Regions from separate parts of the Homo sapiens genome. Here region 1 is linked to region 2. A link is a contact called in ENCODE Hi-C or POLR2A ChIA-PET data. All regions are on one chromosome and are shown on one strand. Each heading gives the region's core, a stretch centred on a gene start or an enhancer-like site at or near the end of the contact. The rest is flanking DNA. Distances are from core to core; before and after follow the strand shown.

Region 1 (5,380 bases), core at 494-2,993, 34 kb before region 2:
AGGTGGGAGTGATCTCAGGGTGGGCTGGCCCTTTTGGTCCTAGCCCTCAACAGACCCTATGGGCAGCCCATGAGCTCTGACCCTATCTAGAGTTAGTTCCCTCTTCAAGTTTTCTGGGGGAACTCAGTGATTATTTACAAATGGCTGCACGTGGGCCTGGGGCTTGGGATGGAGAAGGGTTGGCTCTGGGGGAAGGCAACTGCAGAAATGCAGGAGTGACTGGCCCAGAAGCCTTCTCTGTGTAGCTTAGGTTTAGCATTAAGGCCCTATCTGCATTGCCCAATATAGTAGCCACTAGTCACATGAGGCTATTTAAATTTAAATTCATTAAAATTACATAAAATTTAAAAAAATGTTGGTCCTCGGTTACACTAGCCACATTTCAAGTACTCAATAGGCACATTGAGCTGGGTGGCTACTGCATTAGCTGGTGCAGATCTGGGACATTCCATCACACAGATAATTCTATTGGACAGCACGGCTGGGCCACCAGCCCATGAGGAAACAGGCCTGGGGATCCGGAGAACTGAATTTTGGTCTTAGTCCAGGTACCCACTGGCTTTGTGACACAGTCAAATGGTTTAATTCCTCTGGATCTTGTTTCTTCATTGGTAAAAAGGAGATAACATTTTTCTACAAGATTCCCTTGAGAATCAAATAAAAATACAATCGTGTTGGCATTATAGTGATTAATAATGTTAACAAGGCCCATGACTTCCTAGCCAGATGCTGTCCTGAATGAGGGGAAGAAGCCTTTACTCCTCTCACTTGGTCTTCAATCTAATTCTTGGATTTTACTGTATTAACTTTGCTTAGCATAACCTCAGAAAGATTCCCTAGGTTCATGTAGGCAGGGAGGATGAGCAAGAAGGAAGAACTGTGATGTGGATGCTGCTCCATGAGTTGGGTAATGCCCAGTTTGCACAACTGTCCAAGGTAGACTGGGGGAGGTTCAGGGTTTCTTCACTGGAACCAGTGAAGAAAGGAGAACTGGAGGGGTCAAGCGGATCTGGTTAGCAGTGGATATTGGTAATGCTGAAAAGCTGCAGGGGATCAGCTCTAGTGCCTGGCATGTGGTAGAAGCTGAAGAAATACTTGTTAAATGAATGAATGAACCATGCAGAGGGTAAAGACTAATGGGCAATGGGCAACTTCTGATGACCTTGGCTGCTCTGCTGACTTCTCCATCAATATAAAGTCTTGAGTTAATGGGGCAAGGGAGTGGAGCAGGATTAACCTGCAAATAGGATGCAGAAAATACAAAGGATGTATTTCTTGGGCATCTGCTATGTTCTAAGTATTCTGCATGTTTCTGTGTATTTCTTACAAATATCCTGCAAGGTAACTGTCTTTATCTCCATTACGTAAGTGTGAATTGCCCAAAGTCACATATTCTTGTGCAACCATCAGTTGCAGATCCAATATTTAAACCTTAAATCCATACCTTCCTGCCTATGCCAAATGACCCCTAAACAGGTAGCATGTTCTCTCTGAGGACATGTTGCCCAAGCTTTAATGCAATAAGTTGCAGTAATCTCTGAATTTTAGGGGGACTCTTGACTTGACTAATGCTTCTTTTGGTTTAGTTTTTGTTTTAAACTGGCTTGTTTCTGCACAGCACCATTTATACAAGGAATTCACAGCACTTTGTGATTAGGTTCCTTGAACATGCAACAGCATTAAAGTTGTTTTTTATCCCATCTGTAAATGCAGAAAATACAGTGCAAGGAAGTCATGTGACTTGTCAGAGTGTAAAAGTGAGTCATTGGTGAAGTGTGTACAGAAATGAGGACTGTTAAGACTATTTTGAGAACTGACATGAATCTAGGATGTATAATATTATGTATCTATTGTTGTAGTTATGGAATTGTTTAATATTTTTTGCTTCTTTAACTTCAGTGCTTGCAATTGTATATTCCAGAATGCAACAAAGCAATGCCAAGAGGCTTTCAATGACAGAACACAGGCATCAGTTACAGGCCGTTCTGCCTGGAGATTAGTTTCTCTTATGCGAACAGCATGTTGAGTCACATCAGATCTTACTTACTACTTTTGTTTCTATTAATGGCTTTGCAAACTCTCAACTTGCAAGTGTGTCTGCATGGCTAAGGATGTTTGAAGGAATGAACATCAGAGAATTGTAGGGGAGCCCTCTGCCCTGGTCCTTCCTGGACCTTTCCTTTCACATTTACCCCCTAGATGAGGTCTTTCAATTGCAGATGTAACCACGTCCCCTCATGTTCCAATGAGGACCAACCTGGGAGCCTAGATGTTCTGAGACAGGGTCTCCCAGGCTTGGAATGCCCAACTCTGTTCTCGAAGTTGCTGGAAGGCAGCCTGGACGTAAGAGAAGAAAAAAAAATTAAGTCAATCATGTGTACAACTCCACAGTGGCTCTGATACCGAGTTCCTCAAAATGTGTTTCACAAGATGTCAGTTCCATGAACCGCTCTGTGATAAACAGATTCCAGGTCCAAAGATCTGGGGAAAGTTGTGGGTGATGTCACCCATGCAGAGACCCACAGTGTAAATCAGCATATTGGAAATGACAGGAGGCCCTGTAGAAAAGAAACCCATCTCTTTTCGTTTAAGATACTGATATCTTTTGGATGTTTGTCTCCTCCTAATCTCATGCTGAAATTTGGTCTGCGGCGTTGGAGGTGGGGCCTTTTGGGTCATGGGGATGGATCCTTCATGAACGGCTTGGTACCCATCTTGTGGGACTGAGTATGTCCTTGCTCTTAGTTCTCATGAGCTTTATTTGTTAAACAGTCTGGCACCTCCTTCCTCTGCCTCTCTTTCCACTATGTGATCTCTGCATGGCAGCTCCGCTTGCCTTCTGTCACGAGTGGAAACTTCCTGCAGCCCTCACCAAAAGCAGATGCTGACACTATGCTTCTTGTACAGCCTGAAGCACTGTGAGCCAAATACACCTCTTTTCTCTATAAATCACCCAGGCTGAGATATTCCTTTAGAGCAATGCAAAAGGACTAAGATAGATAGTTTTTCTAAAATTTTCTTGAATGTGGAACTCTACTCCCCCTCCCCCATCACATCTCTGAATATCCCAGGAAAATACTGACCACTGAGGGAAGAGGCAGATGCAGAAGACTGGATCTACTGGCTGAAAGAGTGAACCCACTTCCATTGCCTGTTACTCAGATTAGTAAATCCCAGACTCTGTTTAGTAAATCACCATGGTAGCAGGAAGCTGACATAATAATATTCAAAGCACATAAAAGTGCATTCACTTTGACCAGAAAAGCTCCCCTGTCACATGCAATGCTTAGCAAAAAGAAAAGGACTACAGGCTGGCCCTCCCAGAAGCCTGATCATTCTCAGTGACTTCCTCAGAGAACTCCTGCTGACTCCTCACTCAGCGTTGGCCTTCTTCACTGTATACTCTCTGAGAACCTGTTCCTTTCCTTCAGAGCACTCATCTCCATTGGAATTAGTGATCCACTATCATGGTTATTGGTTTATGGCTTTCATTTGACTAAAAGCAGCAAGAGAATACAGACTAATCCTTAATAGGTCTTCAGTAAATATGTGTCAAAATTTTTTATTAAATCCATTAGGGGTCATAAAAAATCCACATCCCTTGGGACTCATTAAACCAGACACTTCTTCACCCTCTAGGCAAAAATCTGTATGAGTTTGCTAGGGCTACTGTAACAGATTTCTACAAACTTAGTGGCTTAAAACAACAGAAACTGACTCTGTCATAGTTTCAGAAGCCAGAAGCCTGAAATTGGGGTGTGGAGGTTGATTGCTTCCGAAGGCTCTGAGGGACGCTCTGTTCCAGGCCTCCCTCGGCTTCTGGAGGCTCCTGGGAATCCTTGGTGTTCCTTGGCATGTAGACATATCACTTCAGTCTCTGCCTTGGTCTTCTTCTCCTCTCTGTGTGTCTCCTCAGAGATGCCCATAGAAAAACTCCGAATCTCTCACGTGTAACAAATGTTTACATGAAACCTTCTGCCGCAACACCATGTCCTTTCCCACCAGCAATTATCCACCCACATCCTTCTATCTTTTTTTGTGGACATCCAAGGTTCTCTAAAAACTGGAGGCTTACTCCTCTCACTCTCATTAAGTCTCTCAACAGACATTTGTTGGTCTTCCCTGAAGGGTAATAAGATTTCCCCAGATGGAGAAGACAAAGGCATTTCTGGTGGTGAAAACATAAGGAGCAAACCTTGGTCTGGTTGAGAAACAGAGAATAGTTAATCTCTTTCTTTCTCTTTCCCTGCTTCCTCGTGCCTGCAAGCCACAGAATTCCCAAATTACCCATTCACACACCTTGTCCTTAGCCACAGCAGGGCCAGATTGGTGTGGCTGCAACTATAGACAGGAGAGCTGCTGTAAAAGAGGTTGCTAGGTTGTGAGCAGAAAAACCCAGGCAGTTAACAAAATCAGAACTAGGAATTCCACCTTCCCCCTGGAAACTCACCTCTTGGATGAACTACATGATGACTGTGAAGTCTTGGGTAGCGGCTGCCCCTGAAAGAAGTAAGGCTGAATGTAAACTTGCTCGTAGAGAGTTTTGGTTCTGCATGATAATTCACTTCCTCCGGGGGTAAGATGAGAGCCAAAGAGCTAATCTAGAAAATTGAACTAGAAAAATGTCCTGCCCTACTTTCAATAAACTATAGAATTTATGGCTTCCCTTATGAATGTACATCTCAGGTAAATATATTGGTGGAGCATGGGAGGTGCCCTGTCTTTGAGCATTGAAGCGGGTCACCTTTGGAGCCATGGTTACCTGTTGGGCTAGGATTCCCCGTCCCAGAAAAGCTCTCCTCTTTGCGAGTCCCTTGCACACCTTCATCTTTCCCCTTTCAAGCCCCAAATATGCACTGTTACAGAGTAACGCCACTGGGCAGAATAATATCTGGCATAGAATAATACCTCTTATTGTCCCATATTACTTCGGATGAGGTGTTGAGGGCATAATGACGGCTCCATCAATATACCAAGAAGAAAAATGAAAGAAGAGGCAGTGTTTTGTCTTTTTCTGGTCATAGGGAAGGGGAGAGAAGGTACGTCTGAAATAATCCATTTGGTGTTTTCATCTACTCCCTAAAAAAAAAAAAAAAAGTAAAATGTGAACCCACATTTTATGAGGAAGAGCTTGAGAAAAAGAAATGAAATGCTGAGGAAATTTCTTAATGATTGCCAAATACATACCTTGCCTGAAGAAAAATATGTTTCTGAGAATTTTGTAGGAAAAGAGCAAAGAACAATGCAGTAACATCAATGTCTATGTCTGTGGAGGCAGGAAATATTTTCTCAAAATTAAACTTCAAACAGATATTGATGATTTCAATATTGAGACACTTAGACAGAGGAAACCTCGGATGGGTTTTAAAATTTCACTTTC
Region 2 (5,856 bases), core at 3,322-5,821:
CCGGGAGGACTGCCCCTCACCTCTTGCTATCGTTCTCTGGCCTGGAGTGTTCTCACGTCATCTCCATCAGGAAAAAGTTTCAAGTCTGTTTTTCAGTGGGGTTGATTCCCTCCTGGTTCCGGCATTCTGCAAATTAGTTCGTTGTCATGGGGACAACATTTAGACAATTTGTCTGCACAGGGCCTCGTTAAGTGGGCAGAAGAGGACTGAGAGAAGTATCCACTTCGGCTTGCAAGCGCCTCCGGGGTGGGAAAGCTGTCACTGTGTGCGTGGGCGGTAGCCATGGTGGGTTGTCACAAGGCTTCCTGAGTCCGGCCTTATCCATTCATTCTTTTTTCTCTCCATCTACTCAGAATACAGTGTGCATTGCTTCATATGTGTGCCCATGATGTGCGACTTCAACAGCGATGTCTCTGACTTCCTGGACTCTCAGGATCCTCTTGCAGTGTCCAGGCTCCCCACGCTTGGTCAGTACATTCCCACAACAGACCACAGTGGTTGTTTCTGTTTCCAGCATTTCATGTTTAGAATGTGGAAGATGTGAGCTTCTCCTTACTGCTGATGGCATCCATCGTGAGCTCTCCAATTGCCTTGAGCCCTCTGGGCAGTGCCATCTGCAGGAGTGTCCACAGCGCCAAGCCTAGCAGTTGAATGGCCAGCACCCCAAGTCATGTAGTGGGTGTAAACAGGTGCATGCTTATGGCACTAGTGTACAAGCCACTGGGGAAAATAGCCCACAGGGCACGTGCATTTTACAGCATGTATGCCATGTGAAGCCATTCTCAGGGCCTCACCATGAACAGTATGTGAAATAAAGCATCATGCAGATTTGGAGGCAACTGATCACATTTAACACAGAGAGCAACATCTACTCAGAGGGTATTCTGGGATCATTTAGCACCCCCAAAATGATTCTGGAGGCAAAGAGTATTGCATATCTCAATAGCCACCGAAGGCCTTGTTCTGTTTCCAGAGGTACAAATATTGGTGATCAAAACAATACCAATACGTCACCAAGAAAAGCTAGATATGTATGCATATATACATGCATGCACACACATATATATAGATTCTAAGGTGATGAGTGTATAGTAATATTTCAGGAAGATTTCCTACTGACTTGATAACATAAAACAGGGGAAAACATCAATTTTGTGGAAAATGAAGTTCTGTGAACTATGACTTTCTAGTACAATGTCATAAGAATTAAGAGTTCTTATGCATGGATTTCACAGAAACACTGCTAGAGTGGGAGGGATTTTTCAATCCTCTGTTATGGCGGTTTAAAAATAATTATCAGCCTTAGAACCCTTTTTACAATAGGATCTTGTGCAGGAACCCCATCTATATGTGAAAACCCTTCTCTCTCTTGTGGGGAAGGAGCTGTAAGAATGGTGGTTCCAGGTTCGAGTGTTGTATTCGTTAGCTCAGGCTGCTGTAACTAAGTGCCACAGAGTGGATAGCTTAAACAATAGAAATTTATTTCTCATAGTTCTGGAGGCTAGAATTCCAAGATCAAGGTGCCAGCATGGTTTCTGGTGAGGGCCCACTTCCTGGCTCATAGATGGCCTCCTGTCTGCATCCTCACATGTCAGGTAGAGAGAGAGAGACAGCAAGCTCTCTCGCGTCTCTTCTTATAAGGGCACGAACTTCATCACAAGGACCTTATCTAAACCAAAGGAACTTCCAAAGGCCCTGTCTCCAAATACCATCCCATTGGGGGTTGGGGCTTCAACATATGAATTTTGGGGGAACATAATTCAGTGCACAGCAGATGTGGAAGCTGAGATCTACGGAGATCCTGTGGCTCATCTAAGCAGAGGGGGACTTGTTCCTAGGTCTGATAGCATCTAATCCAGGGCTCCTTGCCTTCTAATGCACAGCTTTGACCTCCAGAACCACCCTGGGTCCTGCCTCCTTAGTCTCTTTTGTCCTTGTGAGAGCTGGGTGGGTTTAAGAAAGTATTGGAAAAGGAGGCTGCCTTTCCCAAACATTATCAGGAGCAATATTAATAATTATATTAGACACAGCCCTCATTTATAGACCCCTGACTCAAGTCAGTGCCGTTCTAAGTTCACATATAATATTTCATTTGCCCCTCACAATGATTCTAGGGAAACGTATTCTCTCTTTTCTACTTTACAGAGCGAGTACAGAGGCATCATGCAAGGTCACACAGCTATAAGTGGCACAGCTGGGGACTCACCCGGGCTGTCTGGCTCCCGAGTTTATGCTCTTAATCAGTACCACCTTAGGGATGGGATGGTCAACAACACAATCAGGAGGTGGGTGAGGGTCAGCCCTCCCCTGAGCTGGGTGCACTGGAATACACCTACCATCCCCTGGTCAGGGCTCAGGCCAGCACATGGGGCTGATTTTGTGAAAAGTTGTAAGCATAAGCAAATAATGGGTGTTTGCCAAGTTGAAGACAGGCATAGAATTGAATCTTCTGTCTCTCCTAATGTCAAATAATGAAGTAGACAGTCGTATTCTTGGCATATTATGAATTTCTTGTTTTCTAGTTGGACAGAGATCAAGGGTCTCTTGGTTTAGAATCACAGGACCAAGGGATAATGCAAGGCCTGTTAAGACCTTTTGGTGCCATTGGCCAGGACCACATGGAGCAGGGGGTCATTTTGGTATTAAACAGTGACTGCTGGTCTATCCTCTAGGGGGTGATAATCTCCCCTTCCTCTTCTTGATGGACATTTATTCAATAGTCACCAAGGAGATTCAGCAATCTGGGTGTCCTACAGCCTAGATATGCTGTCCTGTGTTGTTGAGGTTTATGCCTGGACTTTGATTGATGCCAGCCCCTCCAAAGGCTCTTTCCACAGCTGTTGCTTCTGGTTGGATGGTGCACTCACTGTGCTCAGCACCTCAGGAAGGGATTGAGGGTTGTGAATAGTGGAGATGTGTAGGGAGAGTAGGGAATATGTTTCACTGCCAATATACAAGCAGTATATCAGATTTGGGAATTCTACTGGCAAGGGTTGAGTCTTTGCTTGTCACCGGGCTAAAAGTTGCTTCACCTTTCCAAACATCAGCTTCCTCACTTACCAAGTATAACCACTGCATTGCAAGTTGTTGTCTCGATTAATTGAAGATGCTTGCCATACAGTAGGGACTCAACCATGTTAGCTTCTCCCCCCAGATGCTAGGGGCTGTGTGCTTTCATGGAAAGAAATGCTTCTGCTAGACTTAATTGACATCATCTTTGGTGGGTCTTTTCTTTGCTTCTGACCACACGTCTTTTAAACTTGAGATGCTTTTATGCTTCCGGGTAACAAGCAAAAGTCAGGCCAAGGAGGAAGCAAAACTAGGATTTATTGGTGGGGGGTCATGGAATAGGGATGTTAGAGATTAGCAGAAAAGAACTGCAATGATTTAAAAAGGCAAAAAAAAAAAAAAAAAAAGAATATCCTGGAAAGAAATAATTACATTTAAGTTGATTTCATTGTATCAAGTCTTAGAGTGCTTTTAAAATTATGGTTTTATGTCATGTTCTCAAGTGCAGCCTCAATGAAGAATCAGTCTCCCAGAAAGATTCAAACAGTTGAAATAGGGGAATTAGAAGATGAAGACCTTAAAAAAATCACCCACCAGCATGGGGATGAGGAGAGAGAAGCATCTTCACAGGCTCAGAATCCTATTTGATCCCAGATTCTTCCCCAAGTCAATATTCATTTAACACACTTGTCCCAGGGGACAGAGCTGGTTAACAGGAAATGTGCCCTTGAAGAGTTAAAAAATTATCTTACTCTTCTTCCCTGCAGATTTTAGTTTTCCCACCAACTGTTTAGTAGCAAGGAGCAACTGATGCGTTATGCTGTGTCTTTCCTATGGGAACACGCAGTTTGGTGGCAAAGAAACAGAGTAAAAAAAAAAAAAAAGTTACCCAAGTGGAATTGACAAGGGTGAAGGGATTCTGATTGGCCAATGTAGAATGTTAGAAAGTTATTCATGGAGACAAAGCACACAGATTTAATTTAATATTGATTTCAGCTTCAGGAGGAAAAAACTGCTCTTGCAGCTGAGCGTGGTGTCATGCAGAAATCTGTTTTTTCATTAGGAGCAGGACTCTCTTCTCCTCCCCATAGCCTCCCCACATGCATATCTCTTACACTGGTGGCATTTTGAGGGGCTGTTTTTTCACCCCAAGGGCAATGGAGGGCAGCACATATAGTGCATTCCGTCCAAGTCACCCCTGGAGAGTGACCAGGAAATCCCACACAGAGCAATTCCCTGAATCAGATGTTTTGCTATCTTATAGCCTAGGTTTGTTAGGATTTTCTCTAACAAGCCTAGAGCCTGTTCTTAAAATGACTTTTAATAACCATCACTCTGGTTTTGCCTCCTTGACACAAGGGGGTTTAAAAATAACCAGTGTTAGGATCAGACACCAGGTTCACTATCACTCTGGTACCCATTTCTGGTGCATGTTTTCCTTTTAAGCCATGAAGAAAATGACATCATTCAGGGCCCTGGCTGCTGTGTGTGGTGTCTTCCTGTATCTCCGAGCACAAACACTCACCCATTCATCCCCTGGCTGCCTGACCACCTGAAAACGTGACTGATACAGAAATAGTGCCAGGCAAGGAACAGGTGGGTGAGCTGAGCTTGGGGTCCTGCCAGCCCTCCCATCGTGGAATAAGAAATCTTGCGAATAAACACCGTATGATTTAATTGAATCTGAGCGAGAAGATAGGGTTTTTACAGAAACTAATTATGGCAGGCAGCTAGGCATATTAGTGCAGTAAATCTCGCTGATGTCAAGCCCTGGAGCTGCTGCTGTGTGGTGTTATTTTCTCTCTTTCTCTCTCTCTCTTCCTTTGCTCCTCAGTTTCTTTCATTCAATCTCTCTCCACTTTCTTTCACCTCTCTGCCTTCTTCTTGGCATGCTTAGATTTCAAATGGGGGGACAGCACCCGTAGCCCACTGATTTCCCTGTATCAGGTCGATAAACATATATGGTTCTGTGTGTGTAAAAGTGTGTGCATGTGGTTGTGTTTTGTCCTCTCTGCCTGTAATGGGAATGACAATTCAAGATAGAAATGGTATAATGAGTCATCTATAGCAGGCAGGGGTGGGGGAAAGTGGTGGGTACAAAAATGATTCAGACAAACTCTCTGCCTTCTTATCATTGGTGACATGGGGGCGGGGGCAGTGGTTATGAAAAGGGGAAGAAGAAAGTTATGTAAACAGCTGTCTTGGAAACATCAGGCAGAATGAGGTACAGTCGCCATGAGACTGCAGAGAGAGGGGTTTTAATGTTGACTACAAGATCTGGATCTAGCGTCATTAAGCTCCTTTCCTTCAAGGCCGCTTTCTGTTTCACTTAGGAACAGAACACTTGACTAAGGACTATAAGTAAATAAACTCGTAAATGCACTTTTTATTTCCTTAAAAAGTCTGGATGTAAGTGGCCCCGGAGTTTGTTGGCTGACTTGGTTATCTTTCCAGGCTTTCCCAGCCTCTCCATTGCCATGCTCCATGCTGCTGGCTTTTGTCCTCATGCTTCTTGGTTTTAGGGTGCTTATTGGTGGTTTCCGTCCTTGCATGAGCATCATAAGGGCAAATCTTCTCTTTATTAGGCTCTAGATTTTTATTTTTTAAGAAACAAAAGTCTTTTCTAAAGCCCTCAATACTTTTTTTTTATATTTCCTTCTCAGTCCATTTGGTCTACTATAACAAAATACTGTAGAGTGGGTAATTTATAAACAACAGAAATGTATTGGTAAGAAGGGAGGCTGGGAAATCTAAGATCAAGGAACCAGCAGATTTGGTGTGTGGTGAGGGTGCGTTTCCAGGTTCATAGATGGCGCCATCTTGCTGTGCCGTTACATGGTGGAAGGG

Evidence for each region. Hi-C counts contacts between places; a loop is a spot of excess contacts on that map. ChIA-PET counts read pairs that join two places held with the same protein, here RNA polymerase II (POLR2A). Pooled maps may share reads with other maps.
Region 1: a map of CD14-positive monocyte shows a loop between it and region 2 (5-fold over the local background). The contact joins two enhancer-like sites. A Hi-C loop is called at or near these places in 11 of 168 maps with a recorded cell type or tissue (CD14-positive monocyte, HCT116, K562 and 6 more), 25 of 37 single-sample maps with no recorded cell type and 18 of 50 pooled maps. POLR2A ChIA-PET finds 5 or more read pairs at or near these places in 4 of 52 experiments (HCT116, MCF 10A, PC-9 and 1 more).

What each region holds. Positions count from the first base shown.
Region 1 is chr13:44,290,639-44,296,018 of GRCh38, reverse strand. No RefSeq gene overlaps it. Among named protein-coding and RNA genes, the nearest start is that of SERP2, 80 kb to the left of the region's middle. Within about 2 kb of position 1,743, at least 3 of the 41 ENCODE cell types and tissues checked have a DNase peak (open chromatin) inside an H3K27ac peak, as active enhancers do; they include CD14-positive monocyte, where a contact is called at or near this core.
Region 2 is chr13:44,258,511-44,264,366 of GRCh38, reverse strand. No RefSeq gene overlaps it. Among named protein-coding and RNA genes, the nearest start is that of MIR8079, 65 kb to the right of the region's middle. RefSeq lists an enhancer at 1-727. Within about 2 kb of position 4,571, at least 16 of the 41 ENCODE cell types and tissues checked have a DNase peak (open chromatin) inside an H3K27ac peak, as active enhancers do; they include CD14-positive monocyte, where a contact is called at or near this core.